Linked DNA regions of Mus musculus: all the other regions are linked to region 1. The links are chromatin contacts, found by Hi-C or POLR2A ChIA-PET in ENCODE. All regions are on one chromosome and are shown on one strand. The core of a region is the stretch at or near the end of the contact, and the rest is flanking DNA. Distances in the headings are between cores, read along the strand shown. Region 1 holds the start of Padi2 (peptidyl arginine deiminase, type II). Region 2 holds the start of Padi3 (peptidyl arginine deiminase, type III). Region 3 has its middle 6.4 kb from the start of Padi4.

The links. Hi-C counts contacts between places; a loop is a spot of excess contacts on that map. ChIA-PET counts read pairs that join two places held with the same protein, here RNA polymerase II (POLR2A).
Region 2: a loop to region 1 is called in a map of heart, with 2.2 times the contacts of the local background. The contact joins the promoter of Padi3 here to the promoter of Padi2 in region 1. A Hi-C loop is called at or near these places in 16 of 37 maps with a recorded cell type or tissue (CH12.LX, adrenal gland, gastrocnemius and 3 more). POLR2A ChIA-PET finds 5 or more read pairs at or near these places in 1 of 5 experiments (embryonic stem cell).
Region 3: a loop to region 1 is called in a map of mouse embryonic stem cell, with 2.5 times the contacts of the local background. The contact joins the enhancer-like site here to the promoter of Padi2 in region 1. A Hi-C loop is called at or near these places in 28 of 37 maps with a recorded cell type or tissue (CH12.LX, CH12F3, ES-E14 and 11 more). POLR2A ChIA-PET finds 5 or more read pairs at or near these places in 1 of 5 experiments (embryonic stem cell).

Annotation. Positions count from the first base shown.
Region 1 is chr4:140,904,980-140,909,171 of GRCm38, reverse strand. Padi2 (peptidyl arginine deiminase, type II) reads right to left here and starts at 2,812. Exons shown (of 16, transcript NM_008812.2): 1 at 2,623-2,812. The coding sequence starts at 2,738. Gm46719 (a long non-coding RNA gene) reads left to right here. Exons shown (of 2, transcript XR_001784481.2): 2 at 1-198.
Region 2 is chr4:140,808,550-140,812,453 of GRCm38, reverse strand. Padi3 (peptidyl arginine deiminase, type III) reads left to right here and starts at 1,806. Exons shown (of 16, transcript NM_011060.4): 1 at 1,806-1,938. The coding sequence starts at 1,847. Gm13032 (predicted gene 13032) reads right to left here and starts at 1,461. Exons shown (of 3, transcript NR_045944.1): 1 at 1,351-1,461.
Region 3 is chr4:140,778,531-140,782,718 of GRCm38, reverse strand. No RefSeq gene overlaps it. Among named protein-coding and RNA genes, the nearest start is that of Padi4, 6.4 kb to the right of the region's middle. Within about 2 kb of position 2,685, at least 1 of the 3 ENCODE cell types and tissues checked has a DNase peak (open chromatin) inside an H3K27ac peak, as active enhancers do; it is heart, where a contact is called at or near this core.

The sequences.
Region 1 (4,192 bases), core at 1,563-4,062:
ACTGTGGGACCCTTGCAGAGCAACCAGCAGCTCACTATCACTCCAGATGAACTTTAAGGATCACAAAGCGTCACAGGCGAAGATCAGCAGCTTTCTCATGAACTATCTTCCATGATCACGTATTCCAACGACGGCACTTTGGATACATTGGGCTTAACAAACTATTGCATGAGCATTAAAGTAATTCCATCTCTCTAACGTGTGTGTGTGTGTGTGTGTGCTTTATGTGTGTGCATGTGTTGCAGGTGGGTGTGATAAGTAGACATGGATGCCAGGGGAAGATGCTGGGTGTCCTATGCTGATACTCTCTGCCAGGGGCTCTCACTGACCCTGGAACCGAGCTGATAAGCCCCCAGCGACCTTCTGTCTCTGCTCCCCACAGAGCACAGGAGCACACAGCCACACCTAGCTTTTTACATGGGAACCTGAGGGTCAAGCTGAGATCCTCACGCTAACAGCGACACATTTACCCTCTAAGTCACTTCTCCAGGTCCACCTTTTCTTTTCTTTTGGTTGTTCTGAGACAGGCAGGGTCTTATTAGGTAGCCCTGTCTGGCCGGGAGGTTGCCGTGGCCTCAAGCTCACAGGGCTCCATCCGTGGACATCCTCTGCCTCTCAGGTGCTGGGTTCAAGGCATGCACCACACACCCAGCTTCCAGTACTAATTACAAGAAATAACTTTTATGAGTGTTTCTTAGAGGTGGGGTGGGAGACAAGGTCTCTCTGTGTAGCCTTGGCTGTCCTGGAACTCACTATGTAGACCAGACTAGTCTTGAATAATACAGCGATCCTCCTGCCTCTGCCTCCCATCCCAGTGCTGGGATTACGGGCTGTTTTTTCTCCTTTTTGAGGTACACATGCATGTGTTGGGGGTATACTGAGACAGGGTCATGCTGTGCGGCCCCAGCTGAGCTGGAACTCACTATGTAGTATGAATGAGCCTTCGGCTTGTGGTCCTCGGACCACAGCTTCTGGTGTGTAGGGATTGCAGGTGTGTACCACCACGTCTGGTTAACTTATTTTTTTAAAGGTAGACTATTACAACATTTGCAATGACAACGGTGGCCTGCGTACAGCTTCCTCTGGGCAGGTTATGGTCTAGGTTGTGCTGACTCTTGGTGTTGGGGAACTCTCTGTGAACTGAGTCCTGGCTGAGGCTAGTGGACACCTGTCCCCTTGCCCTCCACTGTGCTGGGCCTCTCTCTGCTTAGGTGGAGCAAGGACAAGGACTTAGGCACAGACCCCCTTTCTTCCTTAGCCCCCAGCAGAGGCAGCATGCCAGTCTTTCAGAGAGTCCCCACAGTGCCCCGGCAGGCAAGCTGACAGGCATGGTGACAACTGTGGCTTAGGGCCCAGGATCCTGGCTTACCCCTTGGCAATGCCCAGTTCAGAGCAGGGAGTGGGGAGAGATGGGCACCCTCCCAGGCCACTGGCGCCTAGACCACACCCCACCCCTGTGTTATAATCCTGCTTTGGGGTCTATATGAAGGCCCACTGAAGTCCAGGCCCAGGTGAAGTGGAGGCTGGGGCTGAGGCTTAAGGGCTAAAGGAGCAGAGAGGGGCCCCGTCTTAGGCTTGCTGAGACCAGCGGGAACCGGGGCCTCCTGTGAAGTGGCCGAGCAGTGGGAAGGAGCTGGAGAGCGGGCAGAAGAGCATGAGGGGGTGCTTAGGTGGGCTTTGGGAGGCTCGGGAGAGTCAGGCGCTTTAGTGTCAGAATGGTCTGGGAACACGGCCCATAGAGGATGTACAGGCACAGAATCTGGCATGCCCCTCCCTCCAGCATGAAGCCCTTCCTCCCTCGCAAGGCAGAACACTGAGAGTGCTCGGAGCAGATGGTGGCTTCAGTGTGGCCTCTCAGGCTGCTCAGACTACTCCTTCCCCATAGCACCTTTCCTAGGTCCCACACTATACCCTATCAGTTTCTCTGGGTTTGTGGGACACACTCTGCGAGATTCCTTCAGCCTTCTGTCTCAGGTACCCTGACCCCCATCGAGCGAGCGTGTGGGCAGAGAAAATGGGGAAGAAACGGGCCCTGGCTCCCAGGGCCATAGCGGGTGGAAAGTGACCCCTCTCTGATCTCAGGGTGAAGTCAGGAAAGGTATTTGGGGACACAGCTCACAGCCAGTGCCCCGGGACAGGCAACCACCAGCAACCCCCCGGAGGGTGAAATCGGATAAGTACCAGGCCAGATTCCACGTGGGCAGTTCCCCTTTGGACAAGTCAGTCCCCAGCACATCCCAGGCTGTTTCTGCTTGCAGGGGTAGGCAGTCCACTGGTGGAGGAGGCTGGGCTGGGGTGAAAGGTCAGCCAAGAAGGAATGGGGGAGTGAAAGGGGCGTGTTACAGAGAGCCCATGTGTGTTAAAGTCACCCAGGAGAGGGGCTGGAAAGACCAGTCATGAGAAGGCTAGATTTAGGGAGTAGTCTCAGAGAGGAGGCTGTGACAGGGGCTGTAACTGTGTGTCTTAGAGGGGCCTCAGGATTGCATGGAAGTGGATCCTGGCCTGGACTCTCTCTGGATTTCTGAGGATCTCGAATTGAGGGGCAACCTGGATACTGGAGCCAGGTCCAGGGTCTCAAGATTTGTGAAGGGTAGGTGAGAGGGTAACTCTCTCTCGGCTCACCTGTAGACATCGGTCCAGAGCTGCGTGCCCAGCACGTACACCGCCTCCACGCGGCTCCCATACTGCAGCCGCACGGTCCGTTCCCGCAGCATATTTTCCCGTATAGGCGGCTGCATTCCGTGCTGCTCCCAGGAATAAGCACCTGCTGCAGGTAAGCCCTCCGCTGCTGCGCCTGCGCTCGCTGCCGAGCAGCCGGCGGCCTTAAGCAGCAGCCGGGGGCGGGGCGTGGGCGGGGCTTCCCGCCGGACTCCTCTTGGATTGGATCTGCAAACCCGTCCGTCAAGCCTGGCCCCGCCCTCCAAGCCCCTCTGCCCGCAAGTTGTCAATTCCTGTTTTCCGTGTTTGGCTTGTTCATTCTTTTATTCAGTAAATTCCCCTTTCTGGACGCTCCCCCTCACCTCCAGCTCCGAGGGGCAGAAAGTGCGAGCAGGAGTAGCCGAAGGGACAGGGCAGGAGTGAATAGGTGGCAACCAAAGCCAGTCTGGGGCCGGAGAATGCTTCTCAGAGGAAACCCTGAGGCTTCTTAAAGATCTTGGCAACACCAGGGGGTGGAGAGGAGCCTCCTGAACACCTTCTGGAAGCTGGACACCCCCCATATTAGATCCACATTGCCATGAGAAATAGGGAGTGGGGTGGAGTGGGGGGAACTGTGGCCCTGGCAGGGACCAGAATGCTAAGCCCAGGCATGAGAGCGACAGCATGAGCCTGGAATGGGGCTATCTGGGAGTGCATTCTGGCTGCCCCAGACAGCGTTGAGCATACTGAGCTGGAGCCAGTAGTGAAGACCCCGGATGGGGCGTGAGAGGACTGGCGAGGAGAGGACTGATCTGTGTGGTGTTTATGGATGGAGATTTGGGTGGCTCCCGGTGGCTGGGAGGATGTGCCTGGTTGAAGGACAATGGGCTGACGGGGCAGAGGATTAGGGCTCCAGCCTGCGACACCAAAAGACGTGCCAAGGTAGAGGTCAATGTATGGTCCTGAAGGCCAAGGTGCACCGTGACATCTAGTGGCAGGGTGGGGTCTGAAGCACTCTGAACCCCACCCTCAGGCCCTTTCTTTCTGAACTCAACCCTGGGGCTATGCAATTTGAGGAAGTGGCTTTTTCGTTAAGGGAATGGAGACTGAAGGGCGGGTGGAGGGGTGAATGTTGGAGAGGGAGGGGGACTGAAGGGAGCCCCAGCAAAGGGCACACTGAATTAAACGCATTGCTCATAGGTATGCCCAGGCACGCCCAGCGGCCCTCGACTCCATCCTTCTCCTCCAGATGCCCAAATTAGGAGATGGTAAAGACCCCAGCTGTTCCTGGGTATCAGGGATCTAGGAGGAATGTGGGTGGAGAAGCAGAGAGCCAGAATCTCAGCCAGAGGGGTCACTGTCTCCTGAAAGGCTTGGGGTTCAGATCCTGGGAGAAGCTGCTAACTTCTGATTGGTCCCTGGGAGAGCGTTCTCCAATCAGGAGGCAGCTTGTGGGAAAGAATCCAAGAGGCACCAGACTGGGAACCCCTGCCCTGCTAAGGTGGGCTCGGGTCTGAGGACCCCTCTGCAGGCAAGCAAGAGTTCCCACCTCCAA
Region 2 (3,904 bases), core at 557-3,056, 96 kb after region 1:
CACAATGTGCCAGCACCCTTGGAGGATGCTTACCCACTCTTTCCACCCATCCCCCACAGTCAGGGAGGATGTCTGGAACTTTATCAAGCGTGCTGGTTCTTATCTAACACTGACGCCATTTGCTGGAAACCAGATGCCCTGGGTTCGGGTTGCTTTGGAGAATGCCCTTTCCATACCCTGGGCCACCGCAGAGGGGACAGTCATAGGCTCCAAATGTCAGCCTCCGACTGGTGCAAATGGAGGACCCTAGGAAGTGAGTGGGTTCTGGTCCCTGCCCTGCCCTGGGGGGGCAGCAGCTGGGAGGAGGGACTCTACTCAGCACTTCTGAGCCTCCACAGCCATTATCTCTGCCCGAGCGGGTGACTGGCCACATTTTCTAGACCTGAGGAAACAAGCCCCAGGAGAAGAGATGGAATCCCGTCAGTACGTGGTGCAGCCGATCAAACCCGACTCCCCTGCCCAGAGTCCTTGTTCTTGCAGATACCTCTTGCCTCAGTTTCCCCATCTACAAGAGGGCAACCTACGCTGATATTCTTGGTCCTGATGACATTGGTCACTGTTGTATCATTTACCCCCTTGGGAGGGTTTGACCTCCAACATCAGCCTTAGGAAAGTGAGCCCATATCCACGTTACAACTGCCCAGCTGTGATCCCCTCAGCCAGGGCTCAATTGGTGGTGGTGGTGGGCTGAAGTAAGGTGTGTGTGTGTGTGTGTGTGTGTGTGTGAAGTGCCACCAGGAAGACCCTGAGGTAGGAGGAAGCTCACTCTCTCTCTAGTCTTACAACCCAAGCTTTTAATTAAGAAAGGCGGGCAGAGGTCCAAGAAGGTGGCCCAGTGGGTAAAGGTGCTAGCCACCAAGCCTGACGACTTGGAATGGACCTGGTAGGAGGAAACAAGTCCTCCAGCCTCTGCACAGGTGCCACGGCACAGGTGGGCACCACCTCTCCCAGAAATGTAAAAATCAGACCGATCTAGAAATACATATAGATGGGGAGGGGGGCGAAGCTGGGGATGTGGCTCGGTTGGTAGAGCCTAGCACACACAATGCTCTAGGTGTGATTTCCAACACCAGATAAAATGGAGTAGAGTGGTGCAGATCTGTAATCCCAGCGCTTGGGAGGCAGAAGGATCTGAGGTTTAAGACTGTTGTTAACCTCATAGTGAGTTTGGAGTATTTGAGACTCAGAGAGAGAGAGAGAGAGAGAGAGAGAGAGAATAAAAAGAGAGGAAGATGGGTGGAGAGAAGGGGGAGGGGAAGAGGCAGGGGGAAGGGGAAGAACGGGGGGGAGGGGGGAGGGGAGGAAGAGGGAAAGGGGGAGGGAGAGGGGGAGGAGCGAGGCAAGACCAACATTTCTCATAGGTTTGCATGAAGCATCCAGGGGCCACCTGCACTTCCGGTTGCCTGCACCAGGGTGAAGTGGGGCCTTGCATCCTGCATCCTCAGCGGCCCTTCCAGCAGTGTAAACAGAGGCAAGAGGACAGAGACAGGCCAGGACAAAGCCCTGGGTTCCCCTGCGTGTCCTCCCCCTCCCCCTCCCCCTAACCACCCCAGATGTGCTGGCCAAGCACCTGTGGGGACTTGTTTTCTCTCTAGGTAGAAATTAACTCCTTGGGTGCCCTGGGGTGGGAGCCCCAGGTTCATATGCAAATATCAGAACCCTTCCGGCCAGTCCTGAAGAGAGGATTGGCTCTTTGGCCTCTGAGAAGAGGCTGGGCTTCTAGAGCTAGAGCCAATAAGCTTGCGCCCTGAGCTGGAGGGGCGGAGCTGGGTACTTTAAAGGCACATCCTGGGGGACCTCTGGCTAGTGCTGGGTTTGGTGGCCAAAGCCCCCATCCTAGGCCGGCATGTCTCTACAGAGGATTGTGCGTGTGTCTCTGGAGCACCCCACCAGCGCTGTGTGTGTGGCAGGGGTTGAGACCATCGTGGACATTTATGGGTAAGAGTTGGTTCTGGAGGGTCTGGGGTTCGTCGTGTGGAGTCCGTGGGCCTTCACGGCTAGGAGCTGTGTTCCTCAGGGCACAGGCTGGGCCTACGGTGCCTCATCTGTAGTCTTAACCTGGGAACCTCTGCCCACTGTGGGAAGCGTGGGTCCTTCCTGCAGTCAGCCCCGTTCCCAGCAGGGTTTTTGAACCTGAGGATCCAGGCAGAGCTGAGCTCCGTACATTGGACTTAGACAGTTCTGGGGCCATGGGCTCATTTCTCGGTTTAAGGGTCCTTAGAAGAGACTGGTCACAAGAAAGGGAAGGGACCTGAACTCTCATCCTCCAACCCCTTATGAGCACAGGGAGAATCAAGTCATTTCTTAAAAGGCCACATCTACTCACGGACCTAGCACTTAAGGTGCCAAGCTCTGTCCCCAGAGCTGGTCACAGTTTCTCAGACTCCACCCTGACAAGAGCCCTGACGTTAACACTATCTCAGGTGATGTTCACAAAGTACCAGTGGTGGCACAGAGAGGTTGAGCCATTAGCCCATGTCACCTGGAGGCAAAGCTGAGCTTTGAGCCCACTGTAGACTTACTAAGGACTTCGTGTCTAGCTGCCCAGCCCCTGGAGCCCCAGGGCTTCAGATCCACGGTCACTCATCACCTATGCGCTGTGGCTGCTGTGGGCCAGGGTGGCTTGGCTAGGGGTTTTGTAGGACCGGGGCTGGTTTCTTAGGCTTTTGAGTCCCAGCTCTGAGACTGAGCTGAGGAGATTCCAAGGATGCAGGGATCAGGGTGTCACCTCTCAGACCTTCCTGCCCCCATCTTGGATGTGGCTTCAGCACTGGGCCACCAGAAGTCCCTGCGGGACTGTGCCACTCACTGTAACACTGTGAGAATCATCTTTGGTCTTCATTTGCCAGGGGCCGACAGTGCTCCCAACCCTGCTGGGCCAGCCAAAACTCAGACGTTGTCAGGTATGCCCCAGGGGCCAAAGTTTCACACCCTTTGAGAACAAACATCCAGAAGTAAGAGTTTCAAGTGTGGAGTGAAATCGGTTGGGGTCTGAGGTAGGGAGGGAAGGAGTGAGCTGCCAGTCACAGGAGATAACCAAGTCCGAGATAAGCTGCATGCCAGGAGCTAGCTCCTGGCTGCGGGTAGGTGGACTGTGAGATATGCAGAGGGGAGTCTCTGTAGCTTTAGCTTCCAAAGATTCGGGCAGGACAGGAAGTGGGATGGATGCTGCCTGGCGCCACAGCCTGCTCCAGGGCTGCGTGCCCATAGGGGTGACTCACTGCCCAGCTGCCTTGTGCCCATTGGGTAGATATATCTCCGGTTTGACTTGTCCAGGGAGCTGGGGATAGCTTCTCCTCCCCCTCCCTCTCCTGCTCCTCTCAGAGGTGCCTTCGAGGGTGGAGGATGGGCTGGGTGGGAGGCAAGCCGCTGGGCTGGGGGTAACTTGAGTGACTAGGGCCATGATGGGGATTCACCAAGAAGACTGGGGATGGGGCAGTCATGGGTGGTGGCAGGGCTTTGGTGTTTTCTAGGATTTCTGCACATAGTGATGGCCAATCCCCCTGGGAAATAGAGTATCACACTCACGGGGCATGGGCTTCTTTGAGCGTTGGTGTACAGCCGTCCTGGGGATGCTCAGAAGTGAAGGGTTGTTCTAGTGTCGGCCAGGCGCTGTCCAGTGAGGGTTGCAGAGATGACCTGTGTCTTGGTTGTGAGCCTTGCCTCGAATGGCTGAGCCATCTCTACAGCCCGCGACTTGTGTCTTGGAAGGGGATAGCAAGACTGGACATCTTAGGGTATTCTTCCCGGATCCTAGCCCTAGCCTACAAACCAGGAGCAGCAGGATGGTGGCTCAGCGCTGGCTCTGGTACTTCCCAGCTGCCTCATCTTGGGACGCTCTTTCCCCGGGGACTCTGCCTCTGGCTCTGTAATGTGATGAACCAGTGATGTGACTGGGCAGTGG
Region 3 (4,188 bases), core at 1,436-3,935, 130 kb after region 1:
TCTGTCTCCAGGGACTGCTGGGAGTTGCTAAGAGGTCACCATGTACCCGCTCAGTGATCTGTTTCTATGTGATGGGGAAGGACGAAATTGGAAGTAATTGAGGAAGCAGAAGAAGAGGAAGATGAGGAAGAGGACTTGGTGACCTACACCTTTAAACCCAACACTCTGGAGACAGAGGCAGGCAGATCTCTATGATTCCAAAGCCAGCCTGGTCTACATAGTGAGTTCAAGGCTAGCCAGGGCTGCAAAGTGAGAACTAGTCAAAAAAGCACCAACCAATAAAACAAAACCATAAATACAGTTTGTTAGGCCTGGAGAGATGACAGTTAAAAGCTCTCGGGACTCTGGCAGAAGACCTGGGTTTGGTTCCCAGCACCCACCTGGTGGCTCACAACCCTTTGTAACTCCAATCCCAGGGGATCTGATGCCCTCTTTTGGCTTCTATGGACACTGCATACATGTGATACTTACATACATGCTGTCAAGCACACACATACATGTTTTTTAATTCTAAAAAATAAAAAATAAAGTAAAAAAAATTCAGACATTTGGCTCCATGGTCTACAGTGTCATGCAAGGAGTCTCTCAACCGCTTTTTCCTGGTGTTAGCGTCTTCTGAAGTGGCAGCTGTCTGTCTGCAGAAGTTTGACTGCAGCAGGGCTTTGATGGCCAAGCAGGCATGTGTTCCCTGATGCTCACAGTACAACGCCAGAGCCACTCCCTAGGACTTGAAGACAACAGGAGACACGTTCTCATGAGAAGATGGAGGCTTCTTGCTTTCTCTAAGAGTGTCTCAGAGGCCCTGAACCAGGGTCTCCAAGTTTCATTGTTCTCTGGTGGCAAGGATTTGACATAGCTCTGATAGGCTGCCAGGGACATGGCCTCACTCAGGGCTCCTCTGTAGCATAGCCAGTGTGTCCCTCCAGAGACACGGGCATCCTAGTCCAGAGGCAGAAAGATGCCCCGTTGCCTTTGAAGAGCTTGGGACCAGCATGGAGGGCAGCTCCAGACCCCAGATGGGTCTTTAATTGAATCCTGGCTGTCATCAAATCTGTGGTTCATTGTTAATTACCTTAACCGGATACCCAGGACCGTGGGCTTCAGCCCCATTTTTTTTTTTTAGCTGGAAGGCAGAACACCAATGAGATTTTTCAGCATGAGTGGCCTTCCAACAGGGAACATGGAGTCAGGGTCCTTAGTTACCACTCTTCAGTTGTGGCTTTGAGAGACTTCTGGTAACCAGGCTTCTCTCTTCATCCCAAAGTTAGGAGGGACATGAGTCATCTGTATTCTTTAAGGAGTATGGGAGTCGGCAGACCCCAAAGATCGGACTTATTCATTTCCTAAACCCGGCTGCATGCAAATCCTGTCCATCCTCACCCAAGCTATTCGGCCCTCATAACTATGATGGGCTCAGTTTCTACTCAGCTCAGTGGGAAAGCCTGGGGGTTTATTTATTTCCTTAGACCCAGGGTCTCTTGGAGCCCAGACTGGCTGAAGATAACTTTGACCTTCTGACCCTCTGGCCTCCCCCTCCCAAGTGCTGGGATCACAGGTGCTCACCTTCATACCTGTTTTATGCTGTTGATCTTTGAGAGCCACTGATCTAGAAGAAACCTCACGTTACCAAGCCTGAGTCCATTCACTTTCTGCTCAAATAGGCTCAAAGGGGGCTAGCGAGGTATCAAGGCGCTTGCCACCAAGCAGAGACACCTGAGTTCCATCCTGAGAACCTCCCATGATGAAAGGAGAGAAGCCACTTCTGAAAATTGTCCTCTGACCTCCACACTCACATCCTCCAACCGTCCCACACATCACACAGGGACACAAACGGGATGTATGATACTCCCTCGGATGCAGAGAAGACAAGCAGCCCTGCATAGCTGTAGCCGAGGTCAGCAACAGTACAGGGCAGCTGGAGTCTCACAGCCGCTGATGGCATGAGTCTGTACAACCATGAAAGAGGGCTTGCGGCATGTCACGTTGGCAGTGGCCACACAGCCTGCTCCAGAAATGCCACTCGTGTGTATAACTGGAGAAGCTCTAAAGCTGTCGCCAGGACACACATATAAATCCATCAGCAGCGGTCGTATTAGCCAAACACTTGAACTCCCGCTGCCTGCAGGATGCATAGCTGTATTGCTTCATATGCGCGGGGTGAAAGGTCATACAGACTGTGGGCCATCTGTACCCCACACGGTTGATTACATGGATGAACCCCGCTAACAGCACGGCATTAAAGAAACTAGTCACGGAGGCATAGGGTATCCATCCATCAACACAAAGGCAAGCGCAAACAATACTGTAAAACCCATAAAGAAAAACAAGGACATAAGAGCTGGAAAGGCTGACACGGTTGTGGCTGGGGTGGAGGGGCACAGTCAGGGACGACATGACCACAGACGTCTCCTAAAGGCCGGTTCTTTAGCTGCATGACGTCAGCGCAGACTTCAGCTCAGCAGTCTTTAAAGTTCCCATAGGTTTGCACATCCTCCTGACGATTGGTATGTTGTAGGATTTTAAGAGACGGTGGCTGATAAGGAGAATGTGGAATGCGCACGTGAGCAGATCAAGCTGAGCTCGTGGCAGGCATTGGGCAACTGGGCAGCGCACAGAGAAGGAGTTCTGGGATGCTGCTGGCAAGGGGCCAGCTGCCTGGAGCTTCCGAGAGCAAGATAACATCGCACCGTCAATCACGCCGCCATGCCAAGGCCAGAAGAGGCCCTGAGTGAGCGGGTGGAGGACAGCTGTGTCAATAGTTTCACATATCCTGGTGACAGCTAGTGGACTAAAAAGGGAGAGGAGGTGGTTGGGTCACACTGGAAGTCTAGTCAGGGTTCTTCCTCCCAACTCCCCAGCTGGGTGCCAGAGTCCGTGAGCCCATTAGCATATGTACAGAGTTTCTCTCTCTCTCTCTCTCTCTCTCTCTCTCTCTCTCTCTCTCCCCTCTCTCTCTCCCTCTCCCTCCCCCTCTCCCTCTCTCTCTCCCTCTCTCCCTCCTTCCCTCCACCTGTCAGGCTGTCTGTGGTTGTGTGTTCTGTCTGTCTCTCTGACTGTGGTTGTGTGTTCTCTCTGTGTCTGTCTGTCTGTCTGTCTGTCTGTCTGTCTATCTGTGATTGTGTGTGTCTATTTATGGTTGTGTGCTCCCAGCTCTCCTCTTCCTCCTCTTCTTCCTCTTCCTCCTCTTCCTCCTCCTTGGCGACTGGAGAGATGGCTCTGTGACTAAGAGCACTTGCTGCTCTCACAGAGGACCCAGGTTCAGTTCCCAGCACCAGGCAGCTCACAGCCACCTGTAACTCTAGTTCCAGGGGATCCAACGCCCTCTGCATGGTCCTGGGTTCTATAAGAAAGCAGGCAGAGCAAGCCATGCAGAACAAGCCAGTGAGCAGCATCCTTCCATAGTGTGTGTGTGTGTGTGTTACCGTTTCTGCTGCCAAGATGAAACACTGTAACCAAAGAGCAAGTTGCGAAGGAAAGGGCTTGTTAGACTTACACTTCCGTAACACTCACTGTGCATCACTGAAAGAGTCAGGACAGGAACTCAGTCAAGCAGGGCAGGAACCTGGAGGCAGGAGCTCATGAGAGGCCATGGAAGGATGCTGCTCACTGGCTTGTTCTGCATGGCTTGCTCTGCCTGCTTTCTTATAGAACCCAGGACCATCAGCCCAGGGATGGCCCCGCCCACAATAGTCTGGGCCTTCCCACCATTCACTAAGTCTGAAAATTCCCTACAGGTGAATCTCAGGAATTTCTCAATGGAGGTTCTCTCCTTTCAGATGACGCTATATTGTGTCAGTTTGACACAAGGCTAGCCAGCATAGCGTGTAGTGTGCCTTCATGAGTTCATACACAGCACAAGTGTTGCAGGTGCCTGTGGGGAGCATTGAGTACCAGTTTCTCTGGAGTTACAGATCTGGGAGCAAACTTATTTCGTACCCTCTTTAGTGCCCGTGATGGCCACTCCTCACCTACCAGCACCTGACGTGACCCGCTGTGACTGTCACTGAGGTCTTTGGGGATGTGATGTAAGAAACCACTAGCTTTCAGCACCTCAGCGCTCAGAGTGTCATCAGACAGTCTCTGAGGCCTGGGGCAGAGCTTCCCTGGGCTCCTGTAACCGTCTACCTGACGTTCCCACCAGTGCATCTGAAAAATGCCTTCATTTATGAGTGTGTTTTGTTTTGTTTC